2 separate regions of the Mus musculus genome follow, and region 1 is linked to region 2. The links are chromatin loops, found by intact Hi-C in ENCODE. Cell type or tissue: left cerebral cortex. All regions are shown on one strand. Links, peaks and the distances in the headings refer to the core of each region. The heading gives the core; the rest is flanking DNA. Region 1 overlaps Nckap5 (NCK-associated protein 5). Region 2 overlaps Nckap5 (NCK-associated protein 5).

Region 1 (5,387 bases), core at 88-5,087, 68 kb after region 2:
GTTGTGTGAGACAGATGGTCATGTTGCATCTACAGAGAGATCAGGATGCAGAGAGATAAGGCTGGTGTTCATCTTGCTTCTTTCTTTTCATCAGCAAGGTGGGTTTCCTCACTTCAATATATCTGGAAACTCTAACAGACATGCCCAGAGATTATTAGTCTTCTGGATAATTCTGGATCCTGTGAAGCTAGTCAGCGATATTAAACAGAAGAAGTTTGTCATAACCATAACAAGGAAGGGCTATATCCCAAGTTGTATCTGGAAAGAGACATCTGAGGCCTTAGCTTTTGAGCTAATCCTTACTACTGCACTATGGGTGTGAGTGTTGAAGCTGGAGAGACATTAATAACACAGTGTGCTTATTAAGGTGTGTCATGGTATACAGTTTCTTATCTGATGCTCGCCTGAAGTACTATGGGTAAGTGTATATTGTAGGAAGCATAGAAATTAACAGTAGATCCCATCAAGAATTTTGTTGGTATTTGAATTCTTAAAGCGCCTTTCCGCCATAGCTACACCTTCTTTCCCACAAAATTTAATGCTGTAATTCCATTTCCAATATGGCCAGTTGTTGCCTTTCTCTTGAATTTCCACCAAAACTTAACAGCAGATAACTGTAGCCACTTAATGGGTAGCGTGGATATCATTGAGATCCAGAGGGACTATTGATTTGTACCTAAACCTCTATTCATCAATAGGAAAAATGGAGAGACAGAAACTCTCTCTCTCTCTCTCTCTCTCTCTCTCTCTCTCTCTCTCTCTCTCTCTCTCTCTCTCTCTCTCTGCATGTGTGTGTGTGTGTGTGTGTGTGTGTGTGTGTGTGTGTGTTCATGTTCGAGCCAGAGGATGACCTTGGTGTCATTCCTCTTGGACACTACCTGAGAATGGATCTCTTACTAGCCTGGAGCTCCCCCAAATGATCTAAACTGGATGTCCATCAAGCCCAAGGATCTCGCCCCTTTCCAGCTCCCCAGCACTGCCATTACAAAAGAACACCACAGCCATTGGGTTTTGGTTTTTTTTTTCAAGAGTGCTGGTCCTTATGTTTGCAAGCCAAGTACCTTGTAGACTTAGCTATTATCTCCTCAGGCCCCAAGCACATCTTGAAGCATAGCAAAACAGAGAGTGTCGTGCAGGATGGTGAGGGTCATAACCACACAGGGAGGAGCCAGGCACAACAGGCAACAAACCTACTTCCTAGGCGACAGCATGTATGCCTGATTTCACACATTGGAATCCTCTCTCTGACTGCAGACCTGCGAAACCCCAGTGCACACTGAGCACAGAAATCTAATCTACATTCTGGGCTTTGTTTTATGAGATAAATAAAATGGTGAACTTCTCATTTTAAGGAAAAGGAAAAACAAGGTCCTGAGTTGGTACATTCATTTTCTAGAGTCTCCCATGTAGCCTCTCTCCACATTAAAAGAAGCCTTTCCCATTATCAATGGCCACTAAACATAAATATGGAGGATATTGAGCTGTCTCGTATCTTCAAAGTTGCACCAACTTAAGAATTCAGCAGTCAAATTTCTAATGAAAAAAATTGGGATAGCATTTGAAATGTATATAAAGAAAATATCTAATAAAAAAATAAAATAAAAAAGAATTCAGCAATCTAAAGATCCATATCCAAATAATACATATTTGGTAAAAATAGTAATTTTTTTGACATTCAAGGTATTTTATACAAGCTTGTACTCCAACATTTAACTTCAGATACTCCACAAAATAAAATATGGAAAAGAAACCTAAGCTGGATTTATTTGTGGTATTGCTTTTTTTAAAAGGGGTCTATGAAATGTATTACACAGATGGGTTTAGAAATTATATATTACAAGTTTGTAAGACTGGAAATAAGGACTGGTAAAAATGATTAATCTTTTTTTCTTGATGTATGGTGTGTGTGTGTGTGTGTGAGAGAGAGAGAGAGTGAGAGAGAGAGAGAGAGAGAGAGAGAGAGAGAGAGAGGGAGGGAGAGAGAGAGAGAGATGTATATGTGTATCTAAGTGTGTGTTTGTGTGCATGAGGTAGGTGGAATGGAGAAGACCTTGGGTGTTGGTCCTTGCTTTCCACCTTATTTGAGACAAAATCCCTTTGAGATTCACTGCTGTGTATGCTAAATTAGCTGCTCCACAGGCTCCCACCGATCCTCTTGACTTCGCCCCCCTTCTCACCATAGAAGCATTGGCTCACACCTGTATGCTGTCATGCCTGGCTTTATGTGGCTTTGGGTTTCAAATGTGGGTCCTCAGGATAGCAGAGCAAGTGTTTTAGCCTCAAACTCATTTCCCCAGCCAACACTAACCATTCTGCTCTTAAAGAATTATGTCAGTGATTAGTACATTCATTTTAAATGCTCATTCCATGTAGAAAATATAAAGACATCTTTAGTTTCTTGGGGTGTAGCCACTAACTTTGCATCCATATTATCTAAGCAAGACAGTGGCAGCTGTGGTTGTACTTCTTTATGACGTCCTTTTGCCCACATGGTATTTTCTGTCTTCCTCCCCTGCAGGATGAGTGGAATTCTACACACACGCATACCATACCCATAAATGTCGTTCTGCATTCTGCTGTGGGGGAGTAGGAACACTTGGGATTTACTTGTTAACATTCAGGAGACTCTTTTGCACTCTGTGTGGAAAAATCAGTTTCGCCACTGAATGCATAGCTGTCTTCTCATTCAACGGGAGCCTCTTCATACAGCAAGTTTCCTGATGCAGAATTTGCACAAGCCTGCCTAGGGAGAAATTTATGTGGCTTTCTACTCACATACCAATGGCCCCAGAGTGAATAAGATTCAGTGATTCCAATTGGGCCAGCACCTTTCGATCTGTTTGGAAATGCTTTTGCATCCCTGTGAGGGAATTAGAGCAGCACAGTTTCCGGGCAGCATCGAGTGGAAATTCCTGCAAAATTTTATGCTGAATTAAAAATATATATCATCAAGGGGAAAAAAACAAAAAGCCCCAGCTCTGCGGAGCCAGTTTCTAGTTCCACGAGGCTTTTAGCGCTCCATTCTCAGGATCCCTTGACTATTGTGCAGATGGGCAGAGATTCGGATAAGAACATCCAAGTCACACCCAGCCCATGGACTGCTCCTGTTTCCACGGTTAAATGTGCTCTCTTCCAAGGAAGGAACTTGTCTCCTCTAAGGAAATACGTTGGTGCACAGTTGGGCCCAGTTCAGAAGCAGCTAAGTTTCCCAGCCAGCGTTTTGTTGTGCTTGTTCTCGGGGAAAGCTTGTCACTGAAGTTAAGATAGTGAGCAGGGTGGGTCCCATTCATCATAGCAGAATGGGGAATGGGAGGCCAGGCAAAATATGTCTGTTCTTAAGGTGTCCTGTTTATCTCCCCCATGCATCAGACAAATGGGCTGTAATGCCTCTGCCAAAGTCAACATGAAAAGACTTCCCTGGCTAAAGACTAGATCAAGAGCCCTGACCACTTTACAGTAGCACTAGCTACCAATGCTAATGAACTGGCTGAAAATTATGGGATGTCAATGTGGTCAAAAGAATAAGGCTTTGGATTTGTTTTACCGAGCAACAGTGGTCCCAGCAGCTCAGACCCAAGTGTCACAGCTAAGGACCATGTTCTTAGAGTCTTAGCTGGGACATCTTGCTCGTGCGTTACGTCTCCATATGGTATAAATCTATGAAAAACAAAAATGCAGGACTAGAGAGTAAGTTAGAGGAGGAAAGTATGGCATGAATTGAGCCACACACGAAAGCACTTACTGGCCAATTACTCGTTATCTACTGTAATGTGGTGTAATGTAGCTGTAATGACAGTTATGTGAGCAGCTGGGGAGAAAAGGAAGGTTGTTTGAAAAAGAATCAGAACCTTTGACTTATGAAAGCAAAGACAAGTGTGTGTGTGTGTGTGTGTGTGTGTGTGTATACCTGCATGTGCACACTTATGTGCATGCACCTGAGTGTGTGTTAATATCTATGCAGAAACTAGAGGAAAACTTCAGGTTTGAAGTTCTTGAATCAGAGTCTCTCACTGGCCTGTGGCTCTCACATAGTAAGCTAGATTGGCCAGGGAGTCCCAGGATTTGTCAGCCTCCTCAGCACTGTGATCATGGACTGTCACTACCATTCCCAAGTGAACAAACAAACAAACAACGACGACGACGACAACAACAACAAAATCCATAGGTTTTGGATTTTGAACTCGGGTCCTTATGCAAGCACTTTATGAACTGTGCCATCTCCATGGCCTTCATGCACATAATTTTTTTTTCATAAAGCAGGGAGAGTCTAATCAGAGACAGCCTCGATTTGAGTTTTCCAAATGATTAGACCTACATGGTAGAAGGAAAGAACCAAGCCCTGGCATTGTCCTCCGCTTCAACAAGTGTAAGATGACACATGCATACCCACATACTAAATAAGTAAAGTATAATAAAGGCTTCAGGCTCAGCTAATATACATTAGAGCTAATTACATCTCAGTAAGTATACATTTGTTCTTACAGATTTCTGTTTGTAATAGATTCCTGTCCAGCATTTGGAAAAATAAGTGATTCAGTATCGGGTAGGGAGAGTGAGGAAAGGTTGCTTAAGGTCACTTAGAAGGAAGTGACCGTGCTCACACCAATGCTCACTGCTCTGCCCAAGCCTGGGCTCCTGGGAATCATTGGCTCATCCGTATCACATTTGGGAAACAGATGATGTACTGGGAGAGGCTTGGGAATCTGCGCCCTCCTCATCAAATAGGAAAGGAAAGGAAACTAACACAGGGTGTAAAGCAACATGGGGCCACTTCATGCTCTGTGATTTCTTTTCTTTGCTTTCTCTTTTTATTTTCCCAGGCAAACAGAAGTTTGAGAAATGAGAATTCTAAATAGGTACCATCAGGGAATAAATGACAGAATGCTCCCATCACATACAAAATGCTTTTCTCTATGACCAGACTCATAAAGGTTATTTTAACTTGATTTTCTTAGCAGTGGTTTAAAGGGTGCCCTAAAGCCTCTATTTCAAGCTGCAGCTCCAAAAAGCTATTGCTTTTGAATAACCCTCGAGTTGTGCCAAATATTACTATTCCCAGTAATATTACTAATATTCCCAGTATTACTAAAGGGTCTGCATTGCATGAGATGGTCTTAACAATTTCCTGTCTAGCCTTGCTTTTCCTTTACCTTAAAAAATTTTTTTAAAGTATAAAGCCAAAAAAAGAACTGGAGAGAGATGAATAGGCTTTTATTTTTTCTTGATCTAGTGACTTCTGCAAAGAACTTCTAATTACACAGGAGTAGTAACTCAGCAAGATATGCTGAGACAGTTATATTATTAAGTTAGTAGAAGTAAAAAACCAACATGGGTTTATTTTCATTGTACGTGGTATGTGTGTGTGTGTATTTCCTGTATGTATTCAA
Region 2 (5,387 bases), core at 337-5,336:
GCATCGTAATTCACAGTACTCAGTAATCCTAAATAGTACAAAAATTTTTTTAAATATCATAAAAATGCTAAAGATGAACTTACTGTGAAATGTCAGCTAAGTGTGTGTGTGCGCGCATGCGCGTGCGGCACGTGCTTATTTGCATAGATGTATGGCAGGGTTACGTCTGCATATGTGTTTGTACATGCAAATACCAGAAGTCAACCTCCACTGTCATTCCTCAAGCACTGTCCACCTTGTTTTCTTGAAACAGGGTCATGCAGGTATGAGGACCTGAGTTTGATATGACAAGCACTTTACCAAGTGAACCATCTCCCCAGAAGCCTTGAAAGTCCGAGTATCTTAATGTAATTCAACTTTTAAATCTTTCCCTATCAACTAGAATATTATACACAATGAAATCTTTCCTTCTTAAATTTGGCTTGCTAAGAATTAATCAGAAAATCTTTAGTTTCAACCCTCCTCAATTTCCAAGTCCCCTTTGCTGCCATAGTCCATCTGGCCCTACGAACATAATTGCATCTCCCTTTGATGAGTCAGTGAGTTGCCGGACCTCGGGGCTGTGATGCTGACCATCAATTACCATTGCGTAGGACAAAAGATATAGATGTGGAAGAGACTGAGTATTGAACTGCATCTGAACGAGCCCAGCATAGCCTGTGGAGATCACTTTGTTGAATAAATCCCTTGTCAGTGAGTTCCTATTGTGGGGCTTTATTTCTTCTAAAAACTTGCTCAGTTGAAGGAGAGAAGGGAAAAACCCAGTGCTGTATATTGGCTTTCCATGGACGATGGGAGCAGGTCTGCTCACCCCACACAGGGCACTGGTGACAAACCAAAGAAGGATCCCAACCTAGTTTCATTTAGTAAACCAGTGACTTTATTACAGTTATTTACAAAAGCATTGGGGAAGGGTTACTTATATGAGCACAGGTAAGGGGTAACCTACAGGAACATAGCTTAAAGATTACTCACTGGATCATGGGTGTGGGTTTACTAAAAGGAATATGGGCAAGACATTATTCATAGGCACATGGGTGAGGGGTTGCTCACAGGAGCAGGAGGGACGAAGGGGTTATCTGTTTGAGCTGGAGTGGGGCGTTATCTGCAGGAGCAAGAAGGGGGAAATAGACATTTCCAGGAGCTTGAGTGAGTGATTAGAGGAGCCTGGGTGGCTCAGAGACAGCTGTTTGACTAAATGCCCACTGCCTCATGGGTAAAGTCTCTTGAAATCTTTATCACTGTACCTCCCTACATAGCTTGCAGGCAGATCAGCCCCTGGGAGAGTCTCCTCTCCACAGCAGTTTTGTTGCTGATTTGATGGTCGTGGGGAAGAGCCTCGTAAGTCCTGTAACTTTCAGGATTTCTCAGAGCCTTTTAAGTTTACTTGACTTGCTTGGTCTTGACAAGCTTCCTTCTAGGATGGAGTGCTCCACTTTGGAGGAAAGAACTACAGAATCCTAATCAAGACTTGACCTTTCCTTTCACGAAGAGCTTGGCTCCAGGAGGTCTTAACGCTTCTCCTCCAGCTTCTATGCAGGGATCCATCAGTTTATAAAAGGTGATCCAAGAACTTTTCTGGCTGTATGATAGTGTCTCTGACCTAATAGGGTTCAGAAACAGGTCTGCCAATGTTCAGGTTCAACCGGGCCTCTTTAGTCTAAGACATTCTTCTTGCTTTATAAATAAAGAACCTGAGGCCATAGTACTGAGGCTGACTGGAGAAAGATGTAGGACCAACCATTACCTTCCTGTGTTCTTCATCGTCAGTGAGGAGAGTCAGGTTTTGGTTTTGTCTGGGGCTTATTTTTAGATGGCATACATCCTGTGATTGATGTTGGAAAACATGAGCATGTCTTGCCCTGGCAGTCATGAAACTTGGAATCAAGTTCTGTGTCTGATTCCTGAACAAGCCACTCTATGTCTTGAATAATACAGATATTTAGTATTCTGAAATGTAGAGAAAATTGCTCCTAAGAATGATAGAGTTTTCGAGACCAATGCGCCCTTTCATGGCCCAGTTTTACATGATTCAAATATATAAGATATCGAATGTTAACAGCCATCAAAGATTGACTAAGGACAGCAACCCCAAATTCTGTATGTAATGCCTAAAAGGTTAGTGACATTGACTCTTGTGAACATATGCAAAGTGGTAACAGGAAAAAGGGAATAATTCTTAATAATTATTTCAGAAAATGAAAAATTAAGGAAGGTGAAACAGCACCAGATGGGAGGGGCTTTCAATAGAGGAAAAAACCCACTGAATTTCCTTTGTCAAGGATTTCCCCATGTGACAGTGGCAGAAACTGGAGGAACTCTGGTTGAGGTTTGAGCTTGGATCATCACATTCCAATTCAAAGGTCGCCTACCTAGGCCCAAAATGATGCACTGTTCTTGAGAGGTACATCCACTTGGGAGAAGCTGAACCCGAGATTGTCATCCTTATATGCCTCCAGCTTTGACCTTGACTCTCAGCTCTTCGTCATATTGCCAGCCTTAGCACTATCAGATCTTGTAGGTGTTTCCAGTGTTTTCCACTGTACCACTCTGTCTTCGTTCACATTTGTGCCCACATTTTTAGGATCACTTTGATGTTTTTCTATGACAAATAGTTGACTCTATCCCAGCCACTAAGATGGATCTGCAGTCTTAGCTATTTCATATTTAGCTCTTTGTCTATCAGGTGATCAGAGGAGCTCTTCCTTAAGCCACCTTCCCTTCTAATTCAGTTGTTAAAGCTGGCAGTTATTAACATTAGAAGCAGGGGTGCACCGAGTAACAGCAGTGGTTCACATGTATCCCTGGAGTCTTTGGAGGGGCTTGCGATCACACATCCTCAGGCTCCTCTTATCTGATTATCTCATCTATTAGAGAATCATAGATTAGCTCATACCTACTGGCAAACCTTCTTATGCATTTCACTGAGTGCTCCAAACTCTGGCCTCCAGACCCTCTATCCCCCCACTCTTCTGGTTAACTCCAGCCTCTGCTCTCACTGTGGCTTTTATTAGTACCCTAGTGGTCTAGCATCAGTAGGCTAAGATGGGGAATGCATGCATATTCTAATGGCTGGTGAGCCTTGGCACATTCTTCCTTCCAACCCCCCCCCTCAACCCCTCCCCCCGATGTTCTCCTATGTTTGCAAAAACACCCTTCCATTACAGGCAAACAGTTTGTCCTCAAAACAGAGCTTCTTTTATATTGGCCAGAAACAAAATGGTAAAAGAAGTAGGCAGTGAGAACTCTTTTTCTAGCTTTCACCAGAAGGAGATTCTCTGTGAAGAGTCACCATCTGGACTGTGTGAAGCTGTAAAATGACCTTTTCTTACTCATACCATCCAAGTTTCTAGAAGAAGGTCAGCAAACAAAATCCTCACCAGAAGTGAGTCAGAGCCTGAAAACACGTGTCTTTGTGCTTCCCTTCACTGCTCCAAGTAGCAGCAGAGGCATCTTCGCTGATTCCAGTTGGATTCAGATCAACACATTAATCTTGGAAGAGAATCACAAGATGGTTCTATAATTTTGAGGCACAGAGTGCCTGTCAGTATATATTCAAACAACTGTGTTTGTAATAACTGTCATATTCTAGTGTACAGGGCATTACAGATACATCTCTGGTTCTACAAACACAAGAATCTGATTATTGTTCTCCATTTTCTTTTTCATGTTGAATTTCACTGACTAGAATTGCTTTTCTACAATAAAATTCTCCCAGAAGCCAACACCAAAATTTGTGGCTAGTTGTCAAAACAACCAGAGTGCTATTTGCCTGCACAACACATTTTCATTCTTTTCTTCCTCTAACTTAAAAAGACCTGTATAGTTGAGAATAACAATGCATGTACTTTTGAGACAACTAAATTTCCCAGCATCCTTTGAATAAAGAAGTGCTCAGTGGGACTTAGAATGGGAATGGTTCCTGGATCTTCCAAGGTCTTTAATGGCTTCCTTTCAGTTTTCTGACACCTTTTTTTTCTTTCTTCATATCTCATCCCCTACCCCACTCCCCCCACCCCCCAAATGCTAGAACTGATGGCTGTTATACTATGACTAGTGTAACTTTTGGATAGTGGCCATTATATCCTAAGGTCTACTAGACAGACTAGTAGTGTAATCCAGAGACATGGAGACTATCAGGAACCCCCATCATGATGCAAGGGTTATCACATGGAGTATGAAATTACTATCCTTTAGTTTCTGGGAAGGTTGCATCCTGTCATTTGCATAAATCTTTGTCATCTCTAGTCTCTTCAAAGTAGTTGAACGGTCTGCTAGTTGTGGATAGATTTACTGTGGTGGTTTGAATAAGAGTGGCCACCACAGGCTCATCTATTTGAATGCTTGGTCATCAGAGAGTAGCGCTACTTAAGAGAGATTGGGAGGTGTGGTTTGTTGGAGAAAGTGTGTCACTGGGAGTGGGCTTTGGGGTTTTAAAAGCCAAAGGCAGTCCCCACATCTCTCCCTCTCTCTCTTCCTGCTACCTATGGATTTGGATGCAGGACTCTCAGCTATTTCTCCACCATTATGTCTGCCTGCATGCCACCATGCTCTCTGCCATGGTGACAATGGATCTAGATTCTAAAACTGTAAGCAAGCTCCAATTAAATGCTTTCCTTTATAGAAGTTGCTGTGGGCATGATGTCTCTTCACTGTAACAGAACACTGACTGAGATACTTATATTAAGCTTTAAGTTTAAAATAAATATTTTGTTATTCCATTTTGTAGAGATGGTCATCATGTGATTATTAAAACTTTCATTTGGAAAGCTTACACTTTGGGATGGTGATGGGAATATAGTTGGGTGGTAGAGTACTTACCTTGAATTGAATTGAGTAAGGCCTTGAACTGAGTCCCTAGAACCACAAAGAAAGAGAACATATGCTTTGGGTTACATAGCATATAATATATAGATAAATTAAAAAGAAAATGCAAACACTTTGGCTTTAAATTAACATAAATACAGTTTATTCCTTATATAGAGAAACCTATTGATAAATATATAGTTTTATAAATACTGCATTCTATGGTTATAATACACAGAGTAATTCTATCATTCTAACAAAACTTTCATCAAACTTACTTTTAATTCATGTTTGGATAGTATGTATTTTCACAACTGTTTTCTGTTTTACCACTCTATTTATAGCGGTCTTGATTGGGTTTTACACTTTCTGCAGGGTCTGCCAATTTCTGTTTTTCATTGCTCGATTTATATGAATTGCCTGAATGTAATTGACATGTAGATATAGGTCTTCCATTTTTATTTTATTGCATTATTTTTGTGACTTTCTCTTTTCTTTCACATTCTTTGCCTCTTTCTTTTGCTCCCTTCCTTTTGGATTACGTGAAAATCTTAAATGTGGGCATTCTTTTTCATACTTTC

The links. Hi-C counts contacts between places; a loop is a spot of excess contacts. Peaks named below come from ENCODE experiments on the same cell type or tissue, not always from the same donor. Only the 100,000 strongest peaks of a DNase experiment are listed, where the experiment ranks them.
Region 1: it touches region 2 in a loop (13-fold over the local background); 2 of 42 quality-filtered maps call a loop at or near these places.

What each region holds. Positions count from the first base shown.
Region 1 is chr1:126,262,293-126,267,679 of GRCm38, reverse strand. All of the region lies in intron 5 of Nckap5 (NCK-associated protein 5), which reads left to right. Among named protein-coding and RNA genes, the nearest start is that of Gm35562, 220 kb to the right of the region's middle. In left cerebral cortex, for the core only: a CTCF peak has its summit at 2,526; DNase peaks (open chromatin) are centred at 2,550 and 3,063.
Region 2 is chr1:126,330,199-126,335,585 of GRCm38, reverse strand. All of the region lies in intron 5 of Nckap5 (NCK-associated protein 5), which reads left to right. Among named protein-coding and RNA genes, the nearest start is that of Gm35562, 290 kb to the right of the region's middle. In left cerebral cortex, for the core only: no CTCF peak of the experiment used is centred there; DNase peaks (open chromatin) are centred at 2,417, 2,490 and 3,353; H3K27ac peaks cover 514 bases.